Linked DNA regions of Mus musculus: region 1 is linked to region 2. Evidence: chromatin loops called from intact Hi-C (ENCODE). Cell type or tissue: left cerebral cortex. All regions are shown on one strand. Links, peaks and the distances in the headings refer to the core of each region. The heading gives the core; the rest is flanking DNA.

Evidence for each region. Hi-C counts contacts between places; a loop is a spot of excess contacts. Peaks named below come from ENCODE experiments on the same cell type or tissue, not always from the same donor. Only the 100,000 strongest peaks of a DNase experiment are listed, where the experiment ranks them.
Region 1: a loop joins it to region 2, with 4 times the contacts of the local background. A loop is called at or near these places in 4 of 42 quality-filtered maps.

What each region holds. Positions count from the first base shown.
Region 1 is chr16:44,326,217-44,341,657 of GRCm38, forward strand. Sidt1 (SID1 transmembrane family, member 1) reads right to left here and starts at 6,622. Exons shown (of 25, transcript NM_198034.3): 1 at 6,091-6,622. The coding sequence starts at 6,312. In left cerebral cortex, for the core only: CTCF peaks have their summits at 4,646 (motif pointing left) and 6,768; DNase peaks (open chromatin) are centred at 4,893, 5,202, 5,762, 6,403 and 1 more place; H3K4me3 peaks cover 2,633 bases; H3K27ac peaks cover 2,436 bases.
Region 2 is chr16:44,268,077-44,283,517 of GRCm38, forward strand. Sidt1 (SID1 transmembrane family, member 1) reads right to left here. Exons shown (of 25, transcript NM_198034.3): 8 at 14,378-14,449; 9 at 13,719-13,812; 10 at 5,665-5,708; 11 at 1,772-1,843. Among named protein-coding and RNA genes, the nearest start is that of Sidt1, 57 kb to the right of the region's middle. In left cerebral cortex, for the core only: no CTCF peak of the experiment used is centred there; DNase peaks (open chromatin) are centred at 5,954, 6,537 and 9,326; H3K27ac peaks cover 923 bases.

The sequences.
Region 1 (15,441 bases), core at 2,858-10,857, 56 kb after region 2:
AACAAGACCCGTGTCTCCAGGTTAATCTCCCCCAACAAATCCAGTGATTAGCACAAGTTAGCAAGTTAATCCCCAACAAGCTAAAAACTATCTGTCTAAAAACCATCAATTAGGAAGAAATCAGAAATTAAGTTTATGGCTCGGCTTCCAGCACCAGCCAATTATGCTAAAGGCCACAGTAGCTCCCCAATTAGATGCTTGTCTGATTAGAAACACTCACCCCTCACTTGCTGCTTTCTGTAAAACCTTATCTTGATAAATATTCACAGCATTTCTTCTACCAGAACCATCCTGCAGGGCAGCAGTGAGTTCAGCCTGAGCTAGCTCAAATAAAGACCCTGATTTCATTGGCTCTTGAATTGTCTTTCGGGGCACACGAACACTTCCTTGGTACTACAGAGGAAATCTCATAAGGCCTCCTTCTAGATGAAGAGCTACAGATAAGGAATGTCTGCTAAGAAAAGGAGAATTAGTCTTCTCCAGGGTTGAACCCTAAACACACACACACACATACACACACACACACACCCCAATTAAAATTAAAGAAGGAGGAATGAACTTGAGGGGAAGTGAGGGATACATGGGAGTAGTTCTAGGGGTAAAGGGAGGTTTGGCAATTATGTACATTACATACTTATACATAAATTTTTCAAAAAAATTTTTTTAAATTTGATTAAAAAATAAAGCATTTCTAAATTCTTCCTATCCAAGAAAGTAAGAAACTGAAAAAATAAATTGAGGAAGACACTGGGCATAAGGTAAATAGTTTGTGCCCCTACAACAGCAGAAGTAACTATGTGAAAATTACTATCTTACTCAAATCAGAATATCTGATCTTAAATTATACTCCAGAGCCATGGTGACCAAAAACAGCATAGTGCTCAAACAAAAAGACAGATGTCGACCAATAGAACATAGTAGAAAGCCCAGACAGGAACCACATGTCTTATGGCTACTAATATTAGAAAAAGTATTGCCGGGCAGTGGTGGCACACGCCTTTAATCTCAGCACTTGAGAGGCAGAGGCAGGTGGATTTCTGAGTTCGAGGCCAGCCTGGTCTACAGAGTGAGTTCCAGGACAGCCAGGGCTACACAGAGAAACCCTGTCTCGGAAAACCAAAAAAAAAAAAAAAAAAAAAAAAAAAAAAAAAAGAAAAAGAAAAAGAAAACTTTTAAAAAGGTTTTTTACAGCAAAGGAAACTATCAGAAGAGTAACAGGAAGCCACCGAAAGAAGGAAATATTTGCCATCCATACTAGAGCTTGCGAAAGGGGATGTGTTAGCATGGAGAACATACAAAGAGTTTTAAATTTTAAACACAAAATGACCCCTGCTAGTCAATAAATGGTCTATGAACCAATAGACACTTCTCAAAAGAAGAAACAAAAATGGCCAATAAATTATTTAATGTCTGTAACCATCAGAGAAATGCAATTCTAAACAGAGGTTGAGATTCCATGTCACTTGAGTCAGAATGATTACTGTTAAGAACAGAAAAGCAAGAAGGCTGGAAAGAGTAGGAGAGAGAGGAACCCTTATTCACTGTTGCTGTGACTATAAACTGGGCAGCCATTTCGAATAGCAGTACGGAGACTTCCCAAAAAATACAAGTAGAGCTATCATAGGGCCCAATTATACTGCTCCCAGGAATAAGACCAAAGAACTCTATGTTGTAGGCAGAGATTCTTGCACATCCATGGTCACAGACGCTCTGCTCACAATAAGGAAATGGAATCAGAGTAGACGTTCATCAACAGAACAATCACTAGTGAACATGTAGCACATATATACACAATGAAATTTTATTCAGAGGTAAGGAAAAATGAAATTATGAAACTTGCAGAAAAATGGGTGGGGCTGGAAACTATTACAGTAAATAAAGCAACTCAGGCCTAGAAAGACAAAAGCTGCAATATCTTTTCGTACGTGTGTGCAAGATTTTAGTTTTTATATATCCACTTAGGTAGATGTATAGTTCATGAAAGTAAAAGGTGTCAGAACACCATCAAGAGAATGCCCTGTGTTGAACAATGCTTTTTTTTTCCCTCAGAGATTGTTCACCAAGGCTCATTCTTTTGTCTGTGACCATAAAAGAGAAAAAGAGATTGTAAGGAAGGTGGGGTAACAGAATACACCATACAGAAGTAGGAAAGGAGGCCTGGGGATTCAAGGGGGAAGGGTTAGGGTTCAGCCAGGAAATAGGGGATCAGGAAGGGAGAAGGGTCGACCCAAACAAAGTTAAGTTTGTAAAGCAACACAATGAAACATATTACTTTGTATGCTCCTTTAAAGGAGAGATAACAAAAAGAGATACATGCTCCAGTTTAGGAAACAAAAGGGATGTTTTGAAAAAGATCTCAGTGCTATGGCCAATGTGGGCTTCTGCCCTGCCCCGGTCAGGGAAGATGGAAGGCTACAGGGCAGCAGTTACAGTTTTTTGTAAGGGTTTCTGATGGTGCTCTCCGTTCTTTGTAGATTTGTGTTTGTGTCCTTGTCTCAGTCACTATTTCCCTAGTCACTTTCCTGCAAGGTGATTTCCTTTTGGTTGACTGAGCCCTGTGGTTTTGGATCCTGTTTGCTCAGTGTAACTAACTTCCAATCAAGGGAGCCTTGGGCAACTTCCTCCTTAGGGAAATGAAATGAACCCTACCTTGCTGAACCTGAACCTCTGGCCACTGTTTCCACTATTTATCTTTAAACTGGTCAGTCCATCCTTTCAGTGTTTTTTTTTTTTTTAAATCTCAACTTTATATTTACACGAGTCCCTGCCTCAAGGCATATCAGATGTTTCCTGGTGCTGAGTTCAGCTAGTGTAGCCGGGTCGGGTGAGACCATTCCATGGGTTAAAGGAGAGGCAGTGGCTGATTGAAAGGCCCAGGGCAAAAGCTCTTGCCCCTCCCCTTCCCCAAAGCCAAAATTTAATACAAAAATTCTCCTTCAAGATAAAGAAAAAAACAAAACAAACAAACAAGAATGGATTGAAAAGAAGAACAAAAGATTTAAAACTTCAAAAACAAAAACTGGACACTTTTTTTTTCCAAACCAAAATCTTGACTGAAGAGGGTTAGTGGGAAATGATCCCAAACTAGAGGGAGCCTTGCTTTACCCACACACTGCTCAGGTTAGGGGAAAACCATTCACCAAGCTCCTCCTCCAGACACCACAGAGCTGAGTTGAGCCTCAGTCAGTTTGGAGTTGGAAATGGAGGTTCAACAGTGTTTACTGTGGGGAAATATGAAATTTTGTGGTGGCCAGCATTTGGGACTGTGGGGAGAGGGGGTGGCCAAGAAGTTGGTCAGATCACAATTGAAAATAAAGAGCAACCCTCTCAAAAATCCTTCCTGCCCTCCATGGGGCACTGCTAGTCAGTACAGTATTGCAGATTTCTGGTGTACCCCACCACTTGTCTTATGCTGTACAGTAATCCCACTTGCTATTTCAAACCCTCAGTAAAATTCTGCTGCAGACTGTGTTGATGGTGTTTGAAGGAGGAGCTATTGCAGCAAAACATACCAAGCAGGGAGGTGGCCACGGGTGGGAACCCAGAGTAATAGTTTGATCGGACAGAATGCTGGTCTGGAGAAATCAACAGTGATGTGACTGGAAGAACGGGGGAGGGTTTAATCTCTCAGACTAAAAAGGTCAAAGGTTCTTTTCTCTAATACAAACACACACACACACACACACACACACACGCCCTGGTATATATTAATGCACATTGGCATTAAAATATTTTAAATCTGTCAGGCCCATGCTTATCAACTTTTTTTTTTTTTTTTTTAGGACTAGTAACATATTAGTGAAAAATTGAAGCATTGCTTACTGTTAACTTTTTTTTTTTTTTTAAGTGACTCTCTTCAGACACACCAGAAGAGGGCATCAGATCCCATTACAGATGGTTGTAAGCCACCATGTGGTTGCTGGGAATTGAACTCAGGACCTCTCGAAACGCAGTCAGTGCTCTTAACCACTGAGCCATGTCTCCAGCCCCTGTTGTTGACTTTTATTGTACTATGTATGTATATCTGGTTTTGAAATGATCACCATTGTTTCATGAGCAAAGAGCACTTTAATGTACATGTATGCAAAACAGAAAGGACAAAAGGAAGTATTTTTCCAGTATGTATTTGCTTTATTTAACTTCATCTTAACTATTCTCTAGGCTTTTTTTTTTTTTTGTCTTCTCATTCAGTTTGCAGAGGACATGTATATAGCTATAGCCCTCAATATCTCAAGTGTCCAAAGGAAAGTTAAGCAGGAGAGCTCCTCTGTGTTCAGTAGAGGGATTTTCACAGTTCTAAGGGGAAAAAGGCAGAAGCAAAGCCAAACCAAACCAAACCAACCAACCAACCAACCAACCAACAATAACAAACAAACAAAACCAAAACAAACAAACCAGCCTTTAGTCTTCCTGAAGGGATTGAACGTGCCTGTAATCTCAGCACTGAGGAATAGGATGATGCATTTGAGGCCAGCTTGGTCTAAATAATAAAACTATCTCAGCAAGTAGGCTTGGGGAGGGGTCAGCCACGTGAAAGAGCGCACGGGACTCTTTCAGAGGATCTCCACTCAGTTCCCACCACACACGTAGCAGCTCACAATTGCAGATAACTCCAATTCTTGGGAATTCTAGCGCCCTCTTCTGGCCTCTGTGGGCATCACACAAGCATGTGGTACACATACATACATGCAGGCATTCATACATACTGATAAAAACAAAACAAACCTTAAAGGAAAGAAGAGAGAAAGAAAGAAAACTAAGTAAAGCGTCGCATTTGTCTCGCAGCAGAACTGTAAGAAGCACCAAAGCCTGTGATGATTTTCTTCGCACATGCTATTTGATTTTGGACGAAGCTGGCGTTTCAAGACTCTCATCTAGTTCCAGGAAACCACGGGGGTAGGAATCTATCTTACATGCAAGATATCGGCCAGCTAGTGGGCATTCCAAACAGGGCAGTCAGGAGTCCCTTGTGTAGGACATGAAAATAAAAACTGCCCTCTTTCTTCTGTATGCGATAGAAAGGCTTTGCATCCAGCAACTCCGCTGCTCCAGGGCACTACCTCAGGTTCCAGGAGGTCTGGCCCGGGCGAGGACTGTGTTGCCATGGAGACAATGCCATAGGATTTGATGCAAGCTGGGAGATGGAGAACTTGGGGCACTTTCTCAGTTCACACAGCAGAAAGGCACTAAAGAGTAATGACATGCTTAACGAAGGAAGTTTTTCAGCTGTGACCCCGAATGAGAGAGTCAGGGATGGGAAGGTATAGAGGAATTCTAACCACCTGGTTCTGAAACGCCTCAAGGTGCACGGTAGTGGGGGATGCATAAACACGTTTATGTGGGAAGTAGAGACAGAAGCAGGTACACTGGAGAGCCACCCCTCTTAAAGGCTATCTTATTTGAAGGAAAATGTGAGTGATATGTACTGTCTTACATTATATAATCAGTTAAGTCAGAGGCTTGGTTGCTAAAATAATTATCCCTGCTTGTCTCGCCACAACTCTTGTCTACAGAACTTTCACACACATTTCCACCCTTATTTATAATCAGAGCCTGGGCAGATCACCTGAGCATCTCAGTTATAACATCTTTGACTCGGCTTTTTGAAAAACAAGCACACAGTGTGGTCCATAGCAGAACCCTGCTCACTCTCACGTGCTTTCCATTTCTGAGCACCTCTGCTTCCTGGAGTGCCATGAAATAGTAGGGTCCATAAGGAGATTAGGAACAGGTTTGTCCTCCCCCGCCCACCTCCTTCCTCCCACGAACGTAGCCATCCCGACTTCCCGGAGAAAGGCCCAGCCTGAGCCAGGATCCGCAGAGGATGCGGGTCCCCGCGCCTCTGCAAAGCCCAGGAATGGCAGCGACCAGGCCGGGGTGGGCACGAGGTGAAGCGGAGCGGTGCCCAAAGCAGCTGCCAAGGCTGGGACAAGGCAGCGATTGCCTTACAGGAGAGAGGCAGGGAAAGGGTTTCCTAGTCCCTGAGGTCTCCCGAGGTCAATTCCCAGCGCAGCCTGAGGTATCTAGGGGGCTCCGCGATCTCGGAAGTTGGGGGGGGGGGGTGGTCAGCCGAGGGAGAGAGCGTCTTACCTGGCCAGGATGGCTGGTGTGGTTGAAGGAGTAGATGTTCTCGGTGCTGAGGCTCACCACCCCGCTGTAGACGCGATCGAAATCCGCTCCCCTGGCGGGGTCTCGCGGATCGCGCCGCAGCTCTGCGGATTTCGCGAGGGGCTCTTCCTGGTGGCCAGGGACCGCCGCCCGCAGGAGCCAGGGCAGCGCGCAGAGCAGCGCCAGGCGCAGGCAGTCCAGCATGGTGGGCACCTCACCTCGCCTCGCCCCGGGGTCCCCGAAACACAAGCAGCCCAAGGAGGGGGCGAGCACGGAGATGGTCCTTCCGAAGCTGCTTGTGGCGCTGAGTGCTGGCTTCAGCAGCTGGGTGGTGTGTGGCCCAACGCCGGCAGCGCGCTGGAGGGGAGCGAGCAGATCAAATACTGATGTGCCACCTGGGGTCTCCGAAGGAGGTCACGCGTGTGGAGTAGGGGCAACAGGAGGCGTGGGGACCAGGGAGGGCTGCTTTTCCCTTCGACTTTTTAAGTCTTCCCTTTCTCATCGCTGAAAACCTTCCACTCACACAGAAAGATTTTTTTCACTGATCTCTTCCCTCTCAACCTCAAACCACCAACGACAAACCCCTCAGAGAGGTAGCCGCTAGTCTGGAAGAATCGGTGTGACCAGCTACCAAGGAGGAAATCAGGTGCACGTCAAACGAAAGTGCACTCTAGCTGCAGGCAGGCGAATAGAAAGCAAAAGAGAGTGCACCTCTCAAGAGGATGTACCAATTCGATTTTACAGTGGCTTCCAGCAAGACTCTCGCAGGTGTGAAATGTCGCTCTCTGGCTATTCGCCCTGCTCGAGCAGAAGCCCTTCTCAGACACCTGGCTTAGTTCCTTATTACTCTTGTTCTCCAAGGAGAGACTCACGTCATCGCTCCCTTGCCATATGTGCAAGTATGTAAATATGTACAATTACAAAATATAGATACGGTCAAGAGAACAGTGCCCAGCTCGGCTTGAAGACTGCTTCCGGAAGTTTGAGAGACCAGATTTAGGCAGCTAGCATTTCTTTCCAGCCCAGCCTTTTGTGCTGTTTAACTCAGCAATATTTTCTTTCAGAGTCTGAAAGAATTTTCAGGATTCTACATTGCTTTTTTTTTTTTAATTGTTGTTGGTCATTTTAATTGAATTTTAGTTTATTGAGGTAGGGTCTCCAGACCGACCTTGAGCTCAGAATCTTTCTTCCTTAGTCTTTCAAGAGCTGTGACCCCCCACCTGCTAAGCCTGAGGGTTTTTTTTTGGGGGGGGCGGTGTACATAATACAAGGTTATGAGCTGGAATTGGGATGACTTGAAAGTGTAGCATTGAGAATGTTTATGCAAGTTCCCAACGTTTAGTGAAATTTAATAAACTTGAAATTTCTGAAGACCTTTGAGGCTTGCTACAGTAACCAGTTTGGAGTAGGCTTTGAGAGGAAAAGCCATCACAAACTTTATGAGACCTGATGATCAGCTCCGTCACAGGGCTACATGTTCTTTTGCAATCTAACATCTCCTTATTAAAAAGATAATTCATATTCTCGGCTGGAATTTGCCTTCCCCCAGTCACTCGCTTGCACTAGTTTTGCCCTCTGGAGTCACAGGAATGAAGCGAATTCTTCCACACAGTGGCTTTGTCGGTATGTAAAGGGAGCTATGGCTTTTCATAGGATCCTTCACGGTTTTACCCGTCTGGAATTTGACATTGATCCACCGAGAACAAGATTAGATGCGATTGAAAAGGTATACTTTTTGTTTTTAGCAAAGTAGGCCCAGATATGGGCTCCACAAGCCCTTCTCCTGAGCTGCCATTACTGATGGGTGCTTCTTCACTCCAGCACACCCCTTTGGACAAACCAGATAAAATCATCCTTCTGTCTGGGATTTGGGGTTGATCCGCAGAGAACAACTATATGAGTAGCTGTAACTGAAACGATCTTTGAGCATAGTATTGAATTAGTATTAAATAAAAGGAATTTATTTGAAATCAATATAGGATTTCAATCTGGATATCTATACCAGAAAATGAGTTATAGAAGACATATGACTAATCTTGAGTCTAGCCTTAATCCACTGTGTGAGTTAAGCTAACCATAGTATCAGAATCACAAGCTGTCACAAGGATAAGGGGAAGGATGCACTTAATAGTATATTTAAAAACTGAAAGGTTTGGGGAGTGGCGGTGCACGCCTTTAATCCCAGCACTTGGGAGGCAGAGGCAGGCAGATTTCTGAGTTCGAGGCCAGCCTGATCTACAGAATGAGTTCCAGGACAGCCAGGGCTACACAGAGAAACCCTGTCTTGAAAAAAAAAAAAACCTGAAAGGTTTATGGACAAATATTCTATGAATAGTATTGTACAAGTTCCAGCCCAGTAGCTATAACAGTGTATCTTAGCAGGTAGTTGCTTAAAATTTTTATTAGTTCACTTTTCTGCATGTCGGTGTTTTGCCTGCATGTATGAATGTGCGTCATGTGCTTTCCCGGTGCCTGAACCCCTAAGAGTGGGGTTCCAGACAGTAGCGAAGCTGTCATGTGGGTGCTGAGAACCAAATCCAGGGCCCTGGGAATGGTAGTCAGTGCTCTTCACTTCCAAGTCATCTATCCAGCCCCATCACTTTCAATATTCAAAAAATGCTAAAATCTCACAGTGAAAGAATATATAAAACCTGATCTAACCTGAAGAATCCTTTCTGCTTCGGTCAGCTCAACAAGCCAGGCTGTGCTCTTACAGCCAGCAGCCCAGAGTGCCAAACCTTGGCCGCAAGTGGTGCAGACTCTAGGACTTGGTACAGCGTGTCAGTTGGCCATTGTCCTGATGTCAACATAGGTTCATCAGAAGAGGCCAGGAATGCTGCCCAGTGTGAGGTACACAGCTACAAGCCAGCCCTGGTGTTTCTGTACTAGGATCCGATCAGAGCCTGTCCAAAGCCTTCCCTTAGTTTCATTATAAAAGTTTCTCGCTCCCCCGCCTGCCTTTAAACCTCTGCTCTCACTTTTAGTAGATTAATTGCTTATGTTTTTCTTTGTGAAAACAAAACGTATTCATTTTCATGTTTCATACCAATCAGTTTTACCCTTGATTGCTCATGTTGCACTGCTGTCCTGAGGTTGCCTAAAAAGTATTGTCATGGAGTAGAACACAGATGTTGGCCTTGATGACAAGCCCTTCGCTTCAGCTGCTTCACAGATCAGCGTGGGTCCCACTCCATCACAGTAATTTGGGCAAACAAGATGAAACCATCCTTTCATCTGGAATTTGATGTCGATCCACAGAGAACATCCTCTCTGGTGTTCTGCCTATCTGGAAGCACAGATTTTTGGCCTTCATTGGGAAGAAGCTAAGAGTCCAGTCAGGGCTCAAGCAAGCATCACTTTCTCAAAGGTTTTTTTAAAGACATATTTTATGTGTGAGTATGTATGTATTTATGTATGTATGTGCATCACATCTGTACATGGTGTCCACAGAGGTCAGAAGAAGGTATCAGATCCCATGGGACTGGAATTACAGATGGTTGTGAGTCACCACATGGTAACTGGGAATGGAACCTGGGTCTCTCTGCAAGACCCAGAGCCATATCTCCAGCCCAAACTTTACTTTTGACTATCTTCTTGCAGTTCATATAAGATCACCTCATTCTAATTTTCTTCTTTCTTATATGCACATTCTTATTCAGTCCTAATCCTTGTAATGACCTTGTTAAATGTCATACTGTTATTAAAGTTGATTTGGTCCTTCAATGATCACCATAGGGACTATTGCGCTTCAACAAACATTTTTTGAGAGTTACCTTGGAAAATAGTAGACCATATTTTCTTAGACCCAGGGGTGAGCATTTTTGGTTGCTTTACACGTAGGGATTGTGTTAGAATCCAGCAGCTGCTCATGCCACAAGGCTTTAACGACAGCTCTCTCTCTTTCACAGGAAAAACACCCACACTTACCAGGCCAACAGCACCTGAAGTAGCCTCAAGGCCTGAGATCAGGCTGGTGGGGGGGACCATAGCACAGCTGAGGCTGTGGCAATGTTATTGAGAGCAATTGGAATCTTTATACCTTTATAAGAATCAGAATATAGTGGCAATCGCCAGGATCAATACTGTTGTGGTTGCCAGGATACAGTGAAGTTTGCAAGCCATACAGGCCTCACAGGATTAGTGTCTAAGACCAATTGTCCTGTCAAACATTGTCTGATTTAGCGCTCTGCTCGCATTGGCCATTCCCCTGCCCCCCGCCCTGCCCATCCTCCTGAAAGTAGTACATAAGATGCTACACTCTTAATAAACTTGATTCGTAAAAGTCATCAGTTATGCAAGACCCCTTTCTTCCAGAGATTGCTTTTATCTCTTTCATTTCTTTTTTTTTTTAAAGATTTATTTATTATTATATCTAAGTACACTGTAGCTTCAGTGCACCAGAAGAGGCCGTCAGATCTTATTACAGATGGTTGTGAGCCACCATGTGGTTGCTGGGATTTGAACTCAGGACCTTTGGAAGAGCAGTCGGTGCTCTTAACCACTGAGCCATCTCTCCAGCCCTCTCTTTCATTTCTTATTCTCAGTTCTTCTGCTTGACATCTTGATGTTTGGAACCTGTATCCCTGTGGGTTTGGTTCAGGAGCAGGATCTTTGAAAGTTCAGATAGATCTCTATCAGACTGTTATCCAAACTTCCTTGATCTCCTTTGAAGCTAAAAATCAAAGTAAAGCTTCAGACTCACAGATGGGTGCTTTATATACAGTGATGTGATGCTGTTTCAACCCCTGTGGATATGTAAAGAGATGGCTTTTTACCATAGACAGAGAGGACATCAATAGACCAAGATAGGAACCAAAAGGTTTGGTGGGATTATGCAGATGAGCACGGGTGACTCACAGGCAGCTCTACCACCAGGAAGTCTCTCAGGTAACTGACTAAAAGCCACACTGCTAAGGAAATCTTGTAACATGGACAAGGAGTGAAAAATTGTATTATTGAGAAGACTCCTGGGCAAGACTAGGCAGCTATACGACATTCTAGACAAGTGATCACCTCCTCGACAGCCCTGAAGAATGTTGGAACCTTGTGAGTGTCTTGTTTTATAAAGAACCCTTATTCAGATTTCTTGGTAGCTTCCATTGAGAATTTTTTTTTATCATTTGCAGATGAATCATACCAAAAAGTTGAGATTGGAGATTGATGAGCTATCAAAATGCTGTCACTACATAAGCTTTTGTTAAAATATGTTCTTATAAGTGAAGTAAAGTTAGCTCAGATTGCAGAATTTTTAGTTTTTTTTCTATTCCCCCCCAACCCCCCAAAACCAGGGAGTAAATATGTAGCAGACAGTAGGCTTGCTTCTGAAGTAGTAGAGAAAAAGGAAGTATTTTTCTCACCTCTGCTAGAACTTCCATCAGAAGTAAATAAGAAGCTGGGTGTGGTGGCTCACACCTGTAATTCAAAGAGGTTGAAGCATGAGAACCAAAAATTTGAGGGCAGCCTGGGCTAGATGACAAAATTATGTCACAAACCAACTAGCCACAAATACACATAGGGAAATGAGCAAGTTGAAAATGTTTTAGTTAAAACATTTATTTTATTTTTAATTACATGTATGTTTATGTGCATGCAGGGGTATGATCTAATGAGTGTAGGTGCCCATGGAGGTCAGAAGATGATATCAGATGCTCTGGAGCTAAAGTTACAGGGATCTGAGAGCTTCCTGGACATGGTAAAACACTAAAACATGCTGAGAAAACATTAAAAAAGACTCTAGGGTGTGAGTTACTTGTGAATTCAATAATCCTAGAACACTTGTAAAGATGAGGTATGGCCAAGAATTAGTTCCTTGGGGCATCCTTTATCTCCTTTGGACTGGATTTATCTATTTTTAGGAAGGATATGTTGAGTAACTCCAAGCTGAAACTCTCCAGCTGTTTGACTTTGCACCTCTAATCTGGGGAATAACAACTGTTGTATGAGTGATTCAGGGCACAATTTCCCAACACTGTCATGAAAGAACTTTGTAAGTTCTGACGATATATATATATGTGTGTGTGTGTGTGTGTATATATGTGTATATATATATATATATATATATATATATATATATATATATATATCCATAACTGTAGGCTTAGAATTTTTAAAACCTACTTTCATAAGGGTTCTTAAATGCTTCAACAACAGTGCCCCCCCCCCTCCAAAGGTAGGGAAGAATAGATAGTAAATAGGACAAGGGAATGTGGACCTGTTCAGAAGTAGTTCTTTGAGATAATTCCAATTTTCATTTGTCCGGATACCAGTAGTTCAGTTTAAAAGAGTCACCAAACACAAATCAGCAAAGGGAAACTTGATCCAGCAGAAACCACCAGGCCTCCTTGGCCAGTGACCAGGACCAGTCAGAATGTCAGGAGTTTCCTGCTGTGCCTCTCTCTTTGAAGTGAAGATCAGGGAAGACAAGAGACTAACAAAGAGCTGCACAGCCAGCTATGCAAGTACCCTGTCACTGTCCACTGAGTCCCTTATGCTCTCTCCAAACATCACATTTGTCCCACAAGTCTTGCCTTAGCAAAACATCACATGAGTCTGCATCACATGACACAACCTGAAACTTCCACTTCACTTTAACAGCTGGTTCTTATGGCCAAATGGCCCATTCCCTTGAGGACATTTTGACTGTTCTTTATATGAACCAGTATGTGTAGGCTGAGATTTTTTCAAAACCTACTTTCATTAGGGGTCTTTAATGCTTCAATCTCCCTTTTAGTCCACCAAACAAAGGTAGGGGAGAAAGATGGTTAATAGGGCAGGGGGGATGTGGACCTGTTTAGAAGTAGTTCTTGGGGGGCGGGGGGTGGGGGGATTCTGATCTTTGTTGTCAGGATATCAGTAGTCCAGTCCAAAACACCAAACACGAATTAGTAGCAGCAATTCAATCCATAAGAAAAGCAGCCAAAATACCACAGGAAGTTCTTTGGTGATGTCTTTCTATGAAATTACAACAAGCAAAGATCAGAGAAAACCAGTAAAATTTTGCAAGGCGAACTAATGCAAAAGTGTCATTCACTGTCTGTTGTGGTCTACTTATACTCTTTCTAAACACCATGCATCCTCTCAAGTGGCTGCCTCTGAAAGGAAATAAAACTTGAGACCTGTGATTCATGTAATGTATGTCAAATAGCCCAAAGAGTTGTTTGTGAGCTTTGAAACCTGGGGCTGAGAACATAGCAGAACAGACCAGGACATGCCCGGGCAGACCCATCGCCTCCCTATCTCCCACCCCTCTGACCTAAGTTAAATGTTAACAGACTGCTGATGTTTAAATGGACCAATCATATGAAACTGCGCCAATTCCTCCCCCAACCCCACTCCTTTTCTATAAAAACCCCTAGCTTCCAAGCCTCGTGGTTGAATCCACTGTCTCCTGTGTGAGATACGCTCCGCCATTAAAATACCTCGTGTTGTTACATCAAGGTGTTGTGTTCTATTCGTGATTCTTGGGTGCATGCCGAATCGGGAGTTGAGTGGGGGTTTCCCCACTAGGTTCTTTCACCTCAGCCAAACATCCTCTCATAAGACAGCTTCCAGAAAAACATCACATGACACAATTGAGTCTCCAAACAAACCAGAAAATTCCATGTCAAGTATGTCTATGCATTTAGATACATATGTCCTAATATTAGACTCTGCTACATGCAGACTTAGTAAATTATTACAGTGCAGTCACATACGGAACCCAGCCCTTTCATTAACAACTTACGGCCACTTCCCCACATTTCCTTAAAGGGGCTTTCTTTACATAATCATCAATCAAGTAACTTCATAAGACTACTCTTGTGCTTCATGGCCTCATGGGAAAGACTCTTACAAGGAACTGTCATCAAGATGTCTATCAGTGAAACTCCAGAAACCATCATTGACTTCATTTCACAACTGCAATTAGCTTTGCCTTTTGTTAATGAGATCCTTGAGATAACATGCGAAGAAATCTATCAGAGAAACTCCAGAAGCTGTTAATGACTTCATGTTTCATGATCATAGTTGGCTTTGCTTTTTGTTAATGAAATGCCTGAGCTAACATGCAAATATTGGGAGTTTTTTGCTCACAGTTTTAAAGGCTCTAGTTTGAGATCTGGAAGACTCATCATTTTGGACCTTTGCTGGCCCTGGTTGATGGTAATAGTGAGAAGTGTGCAGCAAGGTGGACGGCACACCTTATGACCAGGAAGAAATGGAGAAAGAGATGATGGTGACCATCCTTAATAAACATCAAGGCTATATCCTCACTGACCCAAGAACGACTTCTTTTTTGAGACAGGAGCTCGCTGTGTAGTCCTGACCCTGAAACTCACAATGTAGACCAGGCCCACCTGCTCTACACAGAGATCTGACTGCTCTGTCTCCCAAGTGCTGGGATTAAAATTGTGCACCACCACACCCAACCACACCCAGCTCCAAGGACTTCTTACTATGCCCATCTACTTAAATTTCTACCACAGTTCAGTAGTGCCATCCCGAAGATCAATCATTTAACACATGGACCTTTGGGTGACTCTCCAATATAGTCTATCACAACCACTAAAGGGAAAAAAAGTCCATATTACTGGAGAGTTGCTGCAAGACTTCACCATGAACATTCTCAAGTAGCAGTCTATTGTTGAAAACAAGCTGAGATCCTTCAAACAAGGAGATACCTTGATGGACAGTTTCTACTCAAGATGGTGGACAAAGACTTGTTCTACTACCTGTCCTGTTTGTAGCCAGCTTATTGGGGATTATTTTTATCATTTATTACAAGTCTTTGATTATTGTAATTAATGCCCCCCTTTCACTTTTTCCTGCTTCTTACTATAACTATCAAATTAAAACATACTGCTCTACCTCAGTTATCAGATTATCCCAACCAGTGAGCTCACTACTACCAATCTTGCTATCTGTTGGATGTGTCATCTATTACCAGGCCTCCAGGATAAAAGCCAGTGGATTCTTCCAGTTCTATCAAAATGAGCTTCTTGGGATGTACAACCAAGGTCAGTTATACTTATACCTACATGGCCAATTACAAACACACGAGTTTGTCTCTTTGATAGTTATATTCTCCCAAGAGGGGGAAACAATTATTAAAATCTAATGTCAGAACTAAAGTAACTGTTGTAGAAATTTTTAATCTCGACCTGGGAGTTCTACCCCACCTTGATCAGTTAGTTCCTGGATAAAAGATACACACAACCTTTATATTTATAATAAGCCTTAATCAGTACTAGTGCTGGACAGATACTTACTTTCTAAGTTATTAGAATCTATTTTCTTATCCATAACCCTGAGTTATTACTTACTATGTTTCATCTGGACTGCTCTTAACTCCAACTG
Region 2 (15,441 bases), core at 5,081-13,080:
TTTCTCCCATTTTATATCTCTGTCTCCCTGTTTCTAGGGCTGACGGTAAAGAATAAAATAGAATCTTCTCTGTAGATATCTGGATGCAGAAATAACATTGTTCTTGTATTTCTTTTTTTTTTTTTTTTTTTTTTTTTTTTAAAGATTTATTTATTTATTATATGTAAGTACACTGTAGCTGTCTTCAGACACTCCAGAAGAGGGAGTCAGATCTCGTTACGGATGGTTGTGAGCCACCATGTGGTTGCTGGGATTTGAACTCTGGACCTTTGGAAGAGCAGTCGGGTGCTCTTACCCACTGAGCCATCTCACCAGCCCCTGTTCTTGTATTTCATGTTTCATATTTTAAAAACACAAAACAATGTATAGCAACACACATGCAGAGTTATTCATAGCTTTGATTACACATGTGGGTAAACCCATACCTATCCAACTGCTGTACATTCCTCATAGAATAATTATCCAGAGAAATCCCCCACATGCCATTTCTATCATTATGTAACGCAAACAGCATTCTCAGGAAGGATTCTTCTGTTCCTATGAATGTTCTGGAGCAGATGGGATTTGTGCAGCTTGAACATGAACTGAGCCTACCTTCCGCTTTATTTCTTCTGTTCAGATGGGTTTTTTGTTAAAAAAAAATCCTGTTCTTACAGAACTAAAAATAAGTAGCCTACACTGGGCCCACGTGCTCCAAGTTACAGCATAAGAGAGCAGAGCCATAGCCCCTCTCTGCGGACTGTTTAACGTGCACCATTCATGAGCCTACAACCACAGTGGCAGGGACAGGACTCCATGCACTCCTGCCATACTAGACAGCTATGGGGGAACTCGGTTCCTTTCAGGCTGCTTAATGACATGTAGGTTTGCCCAGTAAATAACTTGGTGGCCTTGACCAGGCTCATTGTGAACTTAGCTGGGGCAAAAGTCTGTTCAGCTCCAGCCAGGCTCACTTGCCGCCCTGCCTTAGTCTTCTCATACCCTGAAGCTTCTAACTCCACAGACACCCCAAGAAGACAGCTGTTCAATTGATAGTGCAGGCTGTGCCAAGTCTTTCAAGCCCTACACTCAGCTCCCAGGGGAGCTGGCAAGATAGCAAAGGGGGTAGAGGACCTTTGTGTGCAGACCTGATGACCTGAGTTTGAGCCTCAGATCTCACAGAGCAGCAGGAGAGAACTTGCGTAGGAAAATTGTCCCGATCTCAGCACATGTGCACTGTATACACATATGGCATACACAGTGACAAATAAACAAAAAGAATGACAGGCAGACAGATAGAGATAGGCAGACCAACAGACAGACAGACAGACGGACAGACAGACATGATGTTCAAGTACCCAAGGGGCTGGGAGATGGTTCAGTGTGTAAAAGGTGCTTGCCGTACTTGCTGATCTAAGTTCAGTCTCTGGGACCCATAGGGTGGAAGGACAGAACCAACTCCTGCAAGTAGTCTTCCGGCCACCAACATTCACATGCTCCCCCCCCCCCCGCCCTCCCACCAAAATGAATACAATAAAAACTTAATAAAAAAAAAAGTTTTAAGTCCCAAATGGGCTTGGGAACTTGATAGCAACCGCTCTAGTGAGTTCAGCCCAAGGGGAGCTAGCAGATCCAAGAACAATAGAACCATAGAGAACGCTGGAAGGAACATTCCAGGTTATCCAGCCAGTTCATCTCTTCCATAAAAGAGCAGCCTCGCTGGAGAACCTTGTGCACTACTCTCCCCAGAGTAAAGAAAGAGTCCTACCAAAGGACTCATTGTGGAAAGTACCTATTGCCCCATAATTGCTCCCTTCGGGCGTGCTGGCAGTGATGGGATGTGAGACAGCCATATTTCCAGAGCCTGCAGGAAAAACAAAACAACAAAAAGGAGGGAAACGGTTTACCCTTGGCTGCTGAAGTCACACAACTTGACTTGAAGTAGCTGAGACGCTAAGCAGCAATCTTTAAATTGGACTTTCTTTCCACTTTACTACAGGGACCATCACTGTGGGTGCATAGGGTCAAATCTAGCCTATCACCTCTTTCTGTATCATAGTGTGTGGCCTCATTTCTCTCCTTTTCAGTTTCTCTCTCTACCTCTCTCTCTTTCTTCCTCCCTTCCTCTCTCTTTCTCTCTTCCTCCAACCTTCCCTCCCTCCTCCCTCTTTCTCTTTTTCTCTCTTGTTTCTGTAGGATTTGGGGAACTGAATCCAGGGCCTTTCATATTGCATGCAACTTCTCTGCAATTCAGTCACATCCCCAGACAACTCAGGTCACAAGATGTGGTAGGGAAGTATTTTTCAGTGAACACACCTAGTATTTGGAAACATCTCTGTTCTCAAGATATTTCAGTATTTTTGCTGTAATTCATCATTATATAAAAGCTAAATGTACCACGGAGGTAAAAAACACAAATGCTCTGAACACTCCCTAGTCACAGCGAACTTCCTTTATCCCAGTTTCAGGCTTTGTCCCACTGATGGACTCTCAGAAAATCATGTTTTGAACTGCCCAGGCTCCAGACTGCGTTTTTAATTTACAAACCCACTGTGATTCTATTGATTTCCCCTCTAGGAGAAAGTAACTATGTGCCAAATTCAAAAGTTTTAGACACGGGACAAACCTAAGCGACTCATTTTCCTTTCTCTGGTCAGTGAATTTGCTAAGAGCTGTCTCAGCTGGTCAGTGAGTCTTGGAACTAATGCAGTGTTCTTGGCAGGCAAGGCCGTCCCAGGGCCTGAAGGATGGGGACTTTGACCTTCAGAAAACATACTCCCTGGCGTTGTTACTGGGCTTGACATATTTATTATTTAGAGAGCTCAGCTCTCTGAACTTCCATGGACTAACCCTTAAATATACAACATCATGCAAACTGTACGCCCAAGTTCAAAGCAGACAAACTGATTATCTTTAGACACATTGTGTGGGGCATGTGGGGGTGGATACATATGTTTTGAGGATCAAATCTAAGGCCTTGCATGAGATAGGGAAATACCCATCACTGAGGTATATTCTCAGTGGAGCTTTAGACTCTTAAAAATTGAGAATCAAATTTGGAGTACAGAGAATGTTGTGCAAGGATGCTTGGTTGTCTCTTTTTGATGTCAGTTCTGGCTTCATTATAACATAGACTTTGGCCATTGCTCTTGTCCTGCTGACCAAAAGCAGTACAATGAGCAGAGCCACCGCAGCTCCTGAGGCTTTGTTTGCTGTGACTGATGCTGGCATTTCCCTCTGATTGTGTCAGACACTCTTGTCTTTTCAGCTGCCCTAAGAGGTATGGGCTATTATTGTCACCATTTTAAAGATGATAAAATAGAAGTGCTGAGAGATCAAGACGCTTCCACAGACAGACAGATAATGGATAGAGAGCAATCCATCAGACTGCTATCTGCGAAAATTTACCTTCTTTTTGCAAAATTTACTTTTATTGTGTATATTTAAAATGCATTGCATGCACACATGCATAAACACGTGCAGCAAAATAATGACCTCATGCAAGCCAAGTGTCCAGCTTGCCAGGGAGTGCACAGCACATATGTCAAATCTCAGGGGATTTCTTGCCCTCTGAGAACCTGGGGTTGTTTTTAGCATTTGCTTTGAGCCCAGCCCTCAGAGTGTTTCCTGTTGCTTTAAGCATCGTGGAACTCCTGCTCCTCGTAGACTCTCGGTCTTGCTGATTGGAGAGAAAGACATTTCTATAGCCTCATTTTCCTCCTGTGAGTGTCTCATGGAAGCACCTTCCTCTCTGGCTCTCTCTACTGGCTGAGCTCACTGGGCTCAGCTCCATAATCCTGAAGGTCACTAGGCAGTTCTTCCCTGGCTGGCTGGAGCCTGCCCTTCTTTTGGTTTCTTGTTTTGGTCGGTTAGGTCTTGGCTCACACAGGACATCAGAGGTGGTGCCATCTTGGCCTGTACCTTCTCTTTGCACAATGGGTCCTTATCTCCGCCCCATTTCAAAGATGTTTGAGGTGATCGCACCTGCTTTCTACTTCCTGAACTGAAGAAAATACCTGTTTTCTTTAAGTCTTCTCAACCTGTGCCCAGCAGCTGGCACATGGAACTTGGTGATCTTCTAGCTTTACCCCAAAAAGGTATCTGGCCATGTCTGATACTTTTAGTTGTTGCAAGGAAAAAGTATACTTTAATCTGACATAATATGGTGAATCCTGAATAATAAAGAATCATGAATCTTGAAATATCAATGTTGATGTTGGGAAAAAATATGGTCTTAGAGAGAGAGAACTTAGTATTAATCTAAAAGTACATTTAATTGACCTGCCCCCTTATTGAAACAGGACCTTATGCATCCCAGGCAGTTCTTGAACTATGTAGTCTAGAGGATGATCTAGAAGACTTTTGACTCCCCCTGACCCTCGCCTCTATCTCCTAAGTGCTAGGATTTCAGGCATGCACCAACTCAACCTGATTATATAATGCTGAGGATTCAACATGGGCCTTGGAGCAAGCTAGCTCGGCGATCTGCCAACTGACCGACACCCACAGCCATGACACTATTTCTATATAGTGACATATGATACAGTCTACAAGAGAACATAAGAAGAAATTTGGGGGGGGGGCTTTCCTCTGACATTGCCCCATGAGGATGTGAGCCTTGTCCCAGCTCCCCAGTATCCTTCAGAGTAAAACGGAGTGTGTAGGGGCCAGCAGAGAAACAGATTAGTACACTAGTAGACTCTACTAGTACTAGTAGAGCCATCTACTCTGAAGGCTACCCTCTTTAATTTGCAGACATCTTTTATATTCGTAATTGAATGTTTATTAAAACAAAGTGCTTGGGGAGGGGGGAGTTGGAAAAACAGACAAGCTGTCTCTTAAGGAAGACAAATGTGAATGCCATCTAGCCTTCCAGCAAAGGGAGAAAACCTGTTGGGTGAAGGATGAGTTGGTATCCCTCCAGAGTTCTGTGGACTCAAGTATGAAAAGCACAGAACACCGGCTACGCCTGACTTCAACTGAGGTCCATCTCCTCTGCATTTTCAATTCTCACCACTTCCCTAACAGTGAAGGAGCTCACAGTGACCTGGGCTTTGTCAAACTGAGCGCATTTGAAGCTTTAAGTTTTAATAAAATTATCAGACAATTGAAATCCTTTGTGAATTCTCAGAGAGGAGGAACAGGTTAGATATCTAATTACTCTGGATTCTTCAATTGCTACATTTTTTTTTTATTGTGCTTGCTAGTCTCAAATATTTTCACTTTCTATGTGTCTAAACAAACAAACACACACACACACACACACACAAAGCTTTTATCTCCATTTGGGAAAAATGTACAGCATACAAGTTGACATAATACATTCTCACTGCTATTCCCAAGCTTTGGGATACAAAAAGTCTCTCTCCCCAGATACAAAGTATCTGTGAGCAGTTCCCTCCCAGGGCTGAGACGACTTCAGAAAAGATGAGTGGTTGCAAGCGCCCTATGAATAATTAAAGGCATTCTGGGTACAGAGTCTTTGTGTGGGGTCCACATCTCAATGGTTACCAACTATAAATTGTTTCTTGCTAGCTCTGCCTTCTATAGAAGGTCTGTGGATGAGAGGGCTCTGGGATAGGAATCAAGGGAGAAAAAAAGAAAAGAGACAAAAGGTACCAAAAAGGATGTGGCTGCACCATGCAACACCATTAGGGACTGGGAATTAACCAAGGAATCTCTTACCATCGCTGGAACCAAAGCTTCCGTCAATAGATTTCCTCTGAAACCTGCAAGCAAGCAAGCACACAAATACATACATATATACACATGCACACAACCTCTTAGGATTCTGCATTTTGTATTATCTTCTTTTAAACTCTGTTGAAAATCTTTAAAAATGGCCCTTTGGCGAAATTACTGGTAGGAATTTAAAATGGCATAGCCACTTTGGAAGACAATTTGGCGATTTCCCAGAGAGCCAAACATAGACTGACCGTATGATCCAGTAATTCTGTTCTCAGGCATCTGCATTATTTAGGAACGTTCATTCATTTTCAGATATAAACTTACATCATAATAAGTGTCTTTTATAGCACACTTTAATGAGTTTTAATATATCCAAAGTCTTGTGCATCTGCCACTAGGATCTAATTTTAGAACATTTTCATGGCCCCCCTCCAAAGACTCTGTATATCTGTAACAATCACTCTTACTTCTCTCCTTTCCCCTGGCCCTTGAAAACTACCAATCTACCTGCTGTCTTTATAAAGTTATCTCCTCTAGATAGTTTACATAAATGAAATCACGGTACATATGAACTTTTTTGACTGGCTTCCTTGATATAGCATAGTCTTTTCAATGTTATATTGTAACATGTATTAGCCCATCAATATGTTTATGGTTGAATAATATTCCAGTGTATGTGCACAACATTTCATTTATTTGTTTTCCCTTGATGGGTACTTTTTTAATTGTTCCTCTTTGTTGTGTATCAATAACTGCTGTGACCATTTGTGTTCATGTTTTTCCATAGATCTAACTTCACGACTCTTGGATATATAACTAGATGTGAGCTGCTAGGCATGAGGCCACTCTGTTTTACTCTTCCAAACTGCTTTCCACAAAAGCTGTGGAGAAAGCACTGTTTCACTCCCACCAGCCAAGTCTGAGGATTCCCATTTTTCTACAGCTCTTCCAATTCTCATTTTATATTTATTTTTTTTTATTATGCCCAATCTTAAGAGTTTGGCAACTCATTGCAGCTTAGATTTGCATTTTTCTAAGGGTTAATGATGAACATCCATATATCTTCCCTGGAGAGGTGTTTGTTTAAGCCCTTTACCCATTTTTATGAAATTAAAAATATTTAGTTTATATGTATGTGTGTTTGTCTGTGTACAAGTGCACATGAGTATACTGCCCACAAAAGCCAGAAGAGGGCATCAGATTCCCCTGAAGCTGGAGTTACAGGTGGTTGTGAGCCCCCTGAAACTGGTGTAGGGAATCAAACTCAGGCCCTCTGGAAGAGCTGGGATCCTTCTTAACCTCTGAGCCATCTCCCCAGCTTCCTCATTAGACACTTGTGATTATGCTAGTCCTATGTTGATAATCAAAGATCCTGTTCACAGCCTTATTATAACTGCAAACTGGGTGACACAAAGTAATATATTCACAAATTCTGAGCATTAAGACCAGACACTCTTTCATGGTTGATATTCTGTATGCCACACACTCTTAACAGCAAGTAGGCCAACCTATGAACGTGTGAAGCTTTTTTTTTTTTTTTAAGGAAAGTGTTCTCTAATGTCACTAGAGGTGTTTTACAAGTTTCAGCATACCTAACCCTAACACCCAGTTTTTAACCCATGCTCCTTAGTAATTTATCCCTTCAGATGCTTTGTAGATGGAACTGTTTTTATTTCGGGCTGTCCACTGCTAGCCTATGGAAATAACGTTGCTTTTGTATTTGATCTTGTATCGTGTACTTTCATTTTGGTGTGATGCGATTATTCTGAAATGCAAGATGCGCAGCTGTGAATCAACGCCCCTGAACCGAGTACTTTGAAGGCATCAGCTGATGGTTTATGAACTTTATCTCAAAGAAGCCATTTTCCCTAGATGTATCATTTGACACTGTCAATCAAATCATTGTGTGAATTCAAATGAGTTGGCTTTTTTTTTTTTTTTTTTTTTTTTTTTTTTTGGTATATGTGAGATTGGAGGGGAGGGGCAGAAAGGGCAGCAGGCTTTAGTACGTTCTTATTCACTTTCAGGTGACCATTCCCCAAGTTGTAACACCCATCTGTCAAAGGACTTCTCTTCAAACATCTCTTTCTCTTAGACACCAAACTTATCCCTGCTCTGGGGCCTTTGTTCTTGTTCCCTGCAAAGTCACTGTCTCCACTAGATCCTGACACTGCTGGATAGCTATGCTCCCAAATGGCTCTCTGTCAATCAAATCAAATCCAAAGCGGGGTCGCGCTAGTCACTCTCAACTTTTACCATTGAGTTTATTCCTCTCTGGCTTATGTGCCTGTGGGTTTCTCCCCTTTGTAGTTGAGGTGGTAGCAGAGTATGTGGTCTCTTGTTCATCAACCTCTGGGTTAGGGTTGAACATACAGGAGATGACAACTAAGTATTTGTTGAGTGACAAAGCATATCACTAAGGGGAACAGTTAAGATTCAGCCCGACTGTTTCATTCAGAAAAAGGACACTGTGGGAGAGGGCTTTCTGATCAAGTTTGGTGGTGCTGATGGGTAAGTAATTATCTTGGTTCCAAGAATATAAAGCATTTGGCATAATGGGCTTTATCAATGCTTGGATTTTGTTGTGAAATCGCTACCATTTTCCATGAGAGGAGTTAAGTAATTTCCACAGCTAAGGGGAGGCAGGAAGTATCATTTAGTTAGAAAATATAAAAAGTAGCAGATGAGACATACTGGGTTGGATGAGATGGTGCACCTTGACATCGGTCTGGAAACTGGACTGGCCTCATGACCCACTCATCCTCCAGTAGATAAGGGGGCAGACCTCTGAGCCTTGCAGCTCGAGGCTTGGAGTTGTCTGTTTGCTTAGAGATTCCACAGTCCCAGGCTGGCCTTTTGGAGTATCAGAGACTACCAGGAGGCCAGTCCAGGATTGCCAGTTTCTTGGACCTGCCAGCAGGTTACATTTTGTGGCTACATCCAGCTGAGATTTCTAAGCCCAGCTGCGATGAAACTAAAAGTCTCTGAATTGTGTGCTCTCAAGAAATGACTTGATGGTTTGTGTTTTTCTTCTTAAAAAAACAGTTTTTCTAAATGCCCCATTTGGAGATATCAATCAAAATAGAACCATTAGCTGGCCCATCATCTTCTGAGATAACTGTATACTGTATATGTATGTGTATCTCTCTGTCTCTCTCCATATATATATATATATATATATACATATATATATATATATATAAATTAATGTAAAAAATGATAACATAGTAGTGGATAAAGGAATCAAAGATATATGAGTGACCAGAATTGAACAGTTGGGCTTAATGAATGGCAGAGTTGTTGAAAAGAACAAGGGAGCACATATTCAGTGCTCAGCTCCAAGCCATCGTAGAGGATACTAACACATTCATGCTGAGATAGGAGATAGAAGTGGGAAGAAAATGGTATTTTTATGACAGGAGAGCAGGAAGCTTTTAGCTCCCCAAGACCTGGGGCCATGTCTGTCACAAGTGTTTATTATCACGATCTCATCCTAAAGACTATAAATCCCACATATGTCGATAATAAAATATAAGGACTCATCAAGCAAACAGCATCCCGCTCAGAGAGCTTTATTTAGTTGTACGGAGAACTTTGCTTCACTCAGTTCCGTGAAGAAGTCTGCCTATTAGCATCTTCCCTCAGTCTAGTCCCCTATTTAGAATGCCAAATGGTCCTGTGTCTCTGGGTTTCTATTTTAGTGTGCCTGTATTTGGAAAGAGTCTCTGTTTGGGCACTTTGACTGTAGCAAAGTCATCGGCGGTGAACGTTCAACAGAGTCTGAGCACGGATTTCAAGAGCTCTGCTCACCTCAGCGGCAGAACTAACAGCTTTAGAGATGGTGGACATTAGTCCAGTTTTTGTCCCTTTGGGTGTGGATGGTGCCTATTAGCCGACTAAAGAAATCATTTTGTTTTCTGAACCTAGGAGACGAAGGAGCAGAAGACTGGGACACCGAAGCTCATCTGAGGGAAACTCCTCGCTCCTGTACAATCCTAGACTTGCGCAGGTGTACACTAGTGGTCACACTTTGTTGGCCCAGGACTGTCCTTTCTCACAGGCCTCTACTGTAACAGGACCCCAGATCTCAGCACAACTGACTCCAAGATGGAAGTGCCATCCAGGCTGTAAAACTCAGCACGTAACAGCCCCACCAGCCAAAATGAAAATATGTAACCCATCAAAGTTCATACAGTTCTGGGGAAGTCTCAAAATATACTAGCCTTGGCCTTTAGCTTCTGTAGTTCCACTTCTGGTCTTATTAGTAAAGTGTGTCAGCCCAGAACATTGTTTTTGTGTTTAAAAGCTTATCCTGAGAAAGGTTCAGTGCTACAATGGGATCCAGAACACCCAGTGCAGTTGCTGGCTAATAAAGACTTTCTATTGGCTTCAACCATGTTGATCGGTCTTCTCTGGTAGAAACCCTACAACACTATGACTCAAGACTCACTTTGATCAAGTCTGTTGAAGACTTTAGGCTCTAGAGCTGGGCTACCCGAGTTCAAATCCTAACTCCTTTAGGTATTGGGTGTGACTCCTTGATTAAATTGCTTAGCCCCCCCCCCCCCCCCCCCCCCCCCGTGCTTCAATTTCTCTGACCTTCTGCATAGTGGCAATCACAGTAATAGTGGCTCAGGGCACCAAACCAGATAATCCTTTGAGGGTTCGGCACACTGTCAAGCACATATCAGGCATACAGCTATATTTAACACATTAATAACTGTAACTTGGTATAGCGAGCTGGTAGTCCTCTCTGTATATACTTTCCAGGTATGCTATTAGCCTGTATCCTAAGCTTCTGTTTTTAACATTTTTTTTTTAAGTCAGGATGTTTGTGTAACTAATTAAGCCTCCAACTCACTATGTAGCCGAGGATGAATGGCTCTGGACTTCCTGTGCTCCTAGCTCCTAGTCCTGAGTGCTGAGCTGGGGCACCACCACATAAGTTCTGTTCTTCACCTTGCAATTTAAAATAATTTTCAATTTACAGAGATGTTTCAAGGATGAATAGAAAAACAGAATGTAGAACATTTCTTGATACATCCTTTACCTTGATCCACTTGTCAGCATCCTTGTCTGTCTGTCTCCCTGTCTTTTTTCTTCTTTTTTCCTTTCTTCTCAGAATGGATCTTGCCCAGTAGCCTAGACTTCCAGGAACTCACACGCTTCTTGTTTCTGTCACCCCAGCATCTACACCAATAAGCCTGGCTTTAGCTCTGTTCCTCGGCTCTTTCCCAAATGTATAGCTCATACTCATCTACATATATGTTAATTTATAGCACCTGGGTGTCTACATGTATGCTAATTTACAGCACATGCTCATCTACACGTATGTTAGTTCATAGCAATGTACTCATCTAAATGTATGTAAACTTTTTCTTGTGCCATTTGAACGTCATTTGAGGTTGTTAGAGATTTTTTTTTTTTTTTTTTTTTTTTTTTTTGGTTTTTTCGAGACAGGGTTTCTCTGTGTAGCCCTGGCTGTCCTGGAACTCACTTTGTAGACCATGCTGGCCTCGAACTCAGAAATCCTCCTGCCTCTGCCTCTCGAGCGCTGGGATTAAAGGCGTGCGCCACCACGCCCGGCTGAGATTTTACCTTCATTATTTCTACAGAGTGAAACAAGTCAAATTCTTCAAATGTAATGCTTGCATACACATTTACTTAATGTGCTGCTGGGGGTCATACACGCTAGGCAAGTGCTCTGTCCCTGAGCTATCTCAGCCACTGTTTACTTTCTGTTCTGAGGCAGGCCCTAAGTTGCCCAGGCTGGACTTGAATCACTCTGTAGCCCAGGCTGACCTTGAACTAGAGATTGTCTTCCTTCTCACCCAGCATAGCTAGGATTTCAGACTCTTTCATCGACTGTGTGTCTTCTAATTCCAAAAGGCCTAAAAACTGTCTTTTATGACATACTGGTTTTCTTTTAATGCAAGATCCACTGTCTTCATTTGCACACTTAACATCTCCTGTAACTGAATCCTTTTGTCCCCTTTATGGCAAATTTCGTGTCTGATGCTTCCCCATAGTTAGTTTCGAAATACACATTTGTGGGAGCTATAGGGAGTGAGGCTGGACCTCCCTCGGGGTGCTGTCATGTCTGGAGGCACACTCTGCTCACCTTCCCCCAGTGGTATTTATTCTCATCAACGGATCAGTGTGTTTTGTTTCTCCGCTGCATATTTATTATTTTTCTCTCTTGACTTAGTAATTTATGAAGCTACACTGTCAGGCCACACAACCACTGTACCCTGTTCCTTGTCAGAATCCCCCTCCTCAACTTAGCAGTCATGGGTGATTATTTTTCTTTGCATTAAATTTAGGGTCTGGCCCATGCTAGAAAACTGGTCTATCACTGAGATTTAGCCACAGACTTCTTTTCCCTTCTTGGAGATGGGGTTTCTCTGTGTAGCCCGGGCTGTCCTGGAACTTGCTCTGTCAACCAGGCTGGCCTCGGACTCACAGAGATCGGTCTGCTTCTGCCTCCCAAGTGCTGGGATTAAAGGCATGTGCAACCACTGCCTGGAGACTTCTTTTGAAATCTGGAGGCAGGGCTGCCCAGGCTAAGACTCACTCTGTAGCACAGGTAGGCCTTGAACTTTCAATCCCTTTGATCAGCCTCTGAAGTAGCTGTGAGTACAGACCTTGCTCTACTGACCATTCTTAACCTGAGCCAATGTTAGCTGTGATGTTTGCAAATGATTTTTCAATCCCGGCACTTCCTCTGTGTTTATCAGTGAGCTTTTGGCCCGCTATGGGGGAGATATACTCATTTGAATGTCCATGTTGCTGGCAACATCTTACTGATGGGGAGCTGTTGTTCTAAATTTGTTGGGTTCACTGGATATATATTTGTGGTTATTTAGATCTTTCCTCTGAGATTTTTATGTCTTCATATATTTCCATTTTTCCAAATGGCCTACAATGCATATTTCCCAATTAGTTTGTTGCTTCAATCCACCCAGGCTTGGAAAGTGGTGGATCCGGTTCTTATTTATTTTTTTAGTTGTGCTGAAGCTCAGACCCAAGACTTACACTCACTAGGGAAGCACTTCCCACGGAGTCATATCCCCAGGCCTTGGCCTTCTGGGACAAGCTTTCCATTCTGTAGCTCAGGCTGGCCCTGAACTCTCTATGTAATTAGTTCCTGTAGACTCTAAATTTGCTAATCTCCCCCCTCCCCCATCCTGAGTGCTGGGATTACAGGCACACCCCAGGTGGGGAGCAGGTTGGAGGCAACTTTTATAAGAGTGCGGAAAAAGAGTTGTTTCCTGGACTGAGAGATGGGCCTTTGTTATGCCAAGGAAGCAGCCAAGAGTGCTGCTCAGAGTTGGTGTGTGGCTTACAGTCTCAGAGCTCTCTGTTGTCTTTGTACACTTTGTCTCCTGTTTAAGATGAGAGGGGGAAACTCTATTTGTTTACTGTAAGCCTCCCGTCAGCCTTTTGTAGTTGTTTCTCAGAAAGCATAACAAAACCAGAATTCTCAAAGCTCAGCCCCGCAGAGAGAAGCAGAGAGTGTTATAAAATGTTATTTATTTACTTATGTTTAAAACCGTGTGTGTGTGGGGGGGGGGTAGCCTCCCTTTTCCCTGAAGGAATATTTTATTGGGAGATTGGTGCACCTGGTAATATGTATCAAAGCACATCGCTCCAGCTACGGACTATACCTCAAGATTTATTTTAAGCATTCGATTAACTTTTCGACAGAATGCTTCAGTTTGTTTTCAGACTCCGTGCTGGAAAGAGCTGGCGGTTCCCTTCAGTCTGTGGGATCTACAGAGAGGATTCTCAGGTACAAACTCAGACAAGTCACCTCACTGTTGTGTTTTCACAGTGAAAACTCTACCAGCATGCTATGTGGGACATTGACTTCAGATCTGCAAGTGAGCCAAACGTTCTTTCACTCCACATAAGAAAAACCTGCAGTCCAAGTACAGAAGAAAAAGCAGTTTGCCCAAGACCACACTTAGTGGGCCAGTCAGTGTGCTCCAAAGCCCATGCTCTGAACACCACACAGAGAGGCAAAGGGGAGGAAGAACCTGTGCACCTACCTCACATGATGGACAAGCACAACGAGCAGGCATCCCAAGTAGAAGGACAAGAAAACGAATATGCTGAAAAGACTAGATTTCACATATACAGATTCTGAGGAGAGAGAAACAGCTTTGGTCAGCTTGTCCTTGGAAATAGGAGGACTGTGTTGGGGACAGCACCGCTTATAAGATCGATCAGCTTCCATCACATCCATTCTTAAATCCCAATAATATGTCACTGGAGCTGAGCACTGTGGGAGGCCACTGGGATGCTACCCACAAGTAGCTTTGTAGTGACGACCTGAAAAGATCACTATCTACAACTCTAGAGTTGAGTCCCCTCCCTCCTCTCCTTGCCTCTATCTCTCTTTTCCATTATTTCTCTTTCCCCCACTTCTTCTTTCTCTTCCCCTTTCCTTCTCTCTAGTTCTCCTTCCTTATTCCCTCCACCCCCATCTTTCTGGGCTGTTGGGCCTCATACAAGTTAGGCAAGCACTCCACCACCAACAGGCACGCTAGCTTGTTTCTCTTCAAGAAGATCTGATCCTATCTGTACATTAAATACACTTGAGTATTTTTATGATGGCTCCCCTTGAGAGGGAGACATTAGCATTTAATGACACGATAGAGCTCCCCACACAGGACTCTCTCCACCACACTCCAAAGCCAAAACCAACCTTTGATGGATGGGACAATGGTCACTTTCAGGTTCTTTGATCGTTGTAGATTCCAGGTCTGGTTTTCATTTTCTGGTTAAAAAACAAAAACCAAAGCAAAAACAAAAACAAAAAAACAAAAACCAACAACAACAACAACAAAAAACCCAAAACAATAACACAAACAAACAAGACACAGAACACAATGGATCAGATACTAGACTCTCACCCTCCATTCTGAACAGTTGTATTATACAATGTCTTCTACAGAGTCCGCTCTGACTGATGTAGAAGAACTGGAGGAAGAGCCAACATCTAACGTGTCAGCTGTCCCTGTGGTGAAGGCTCTCAGACTGGCCTTTGCTTGGGTGCACTTCGGCAGTACCAAGTGACATAAATGCAATGGAACAGCCTTCCTTCTCCACTGGGAAAGACTTGACCTTTCTCCTGATGTCCACAGCCATCTCAAGAGAAATGTGCCCACACCAGACAGCTACATCCTCCTTCGCTTGCATTTTTTCCTAGTCAGCAAAAATGTTTTTTCTTTACATAGTCATCAAAGGCCCTGGAGTTTATTCAGGAACATTAGACGATGCTGGTAAGCCTATAGAGCTACATAATTAAGAGATTAAAGTGTACACAAGTACAAATGTCACCTGACACCAAGGGAGCCATAATACACTCAACAGAAAACACCCTCTGTGTAGGTGACATATGGCCCATTAGCAGGGGGCCTGTGTTCTCAATTAACAGTTTACTCTTTGGGCAATGTAATTATTTGCATTTGCATCAGAGCTTATATAACCCCTTGTTATTGGGATATGTCATCATGATTGGCTTTCTTATAGTCTTGTGAGGTACAATTTTGACAACTGGGATAAAACTAGATTTTCCTTGTACATCCCTATGGAAGGGCTGACTGCTGATGCATATAAGTGACTCCTTAGGAAATGGACTTTAAAAATGTTTTTATTTCATTTATTCTCTCTCTCTTTCTGAGTGTGTGCATGTGTGTGTGTGTGTGTTTATGGAGGACAGCTTACTACAGTTGAGTTTCCCTTTCTACCACATACAATCCAGGGATG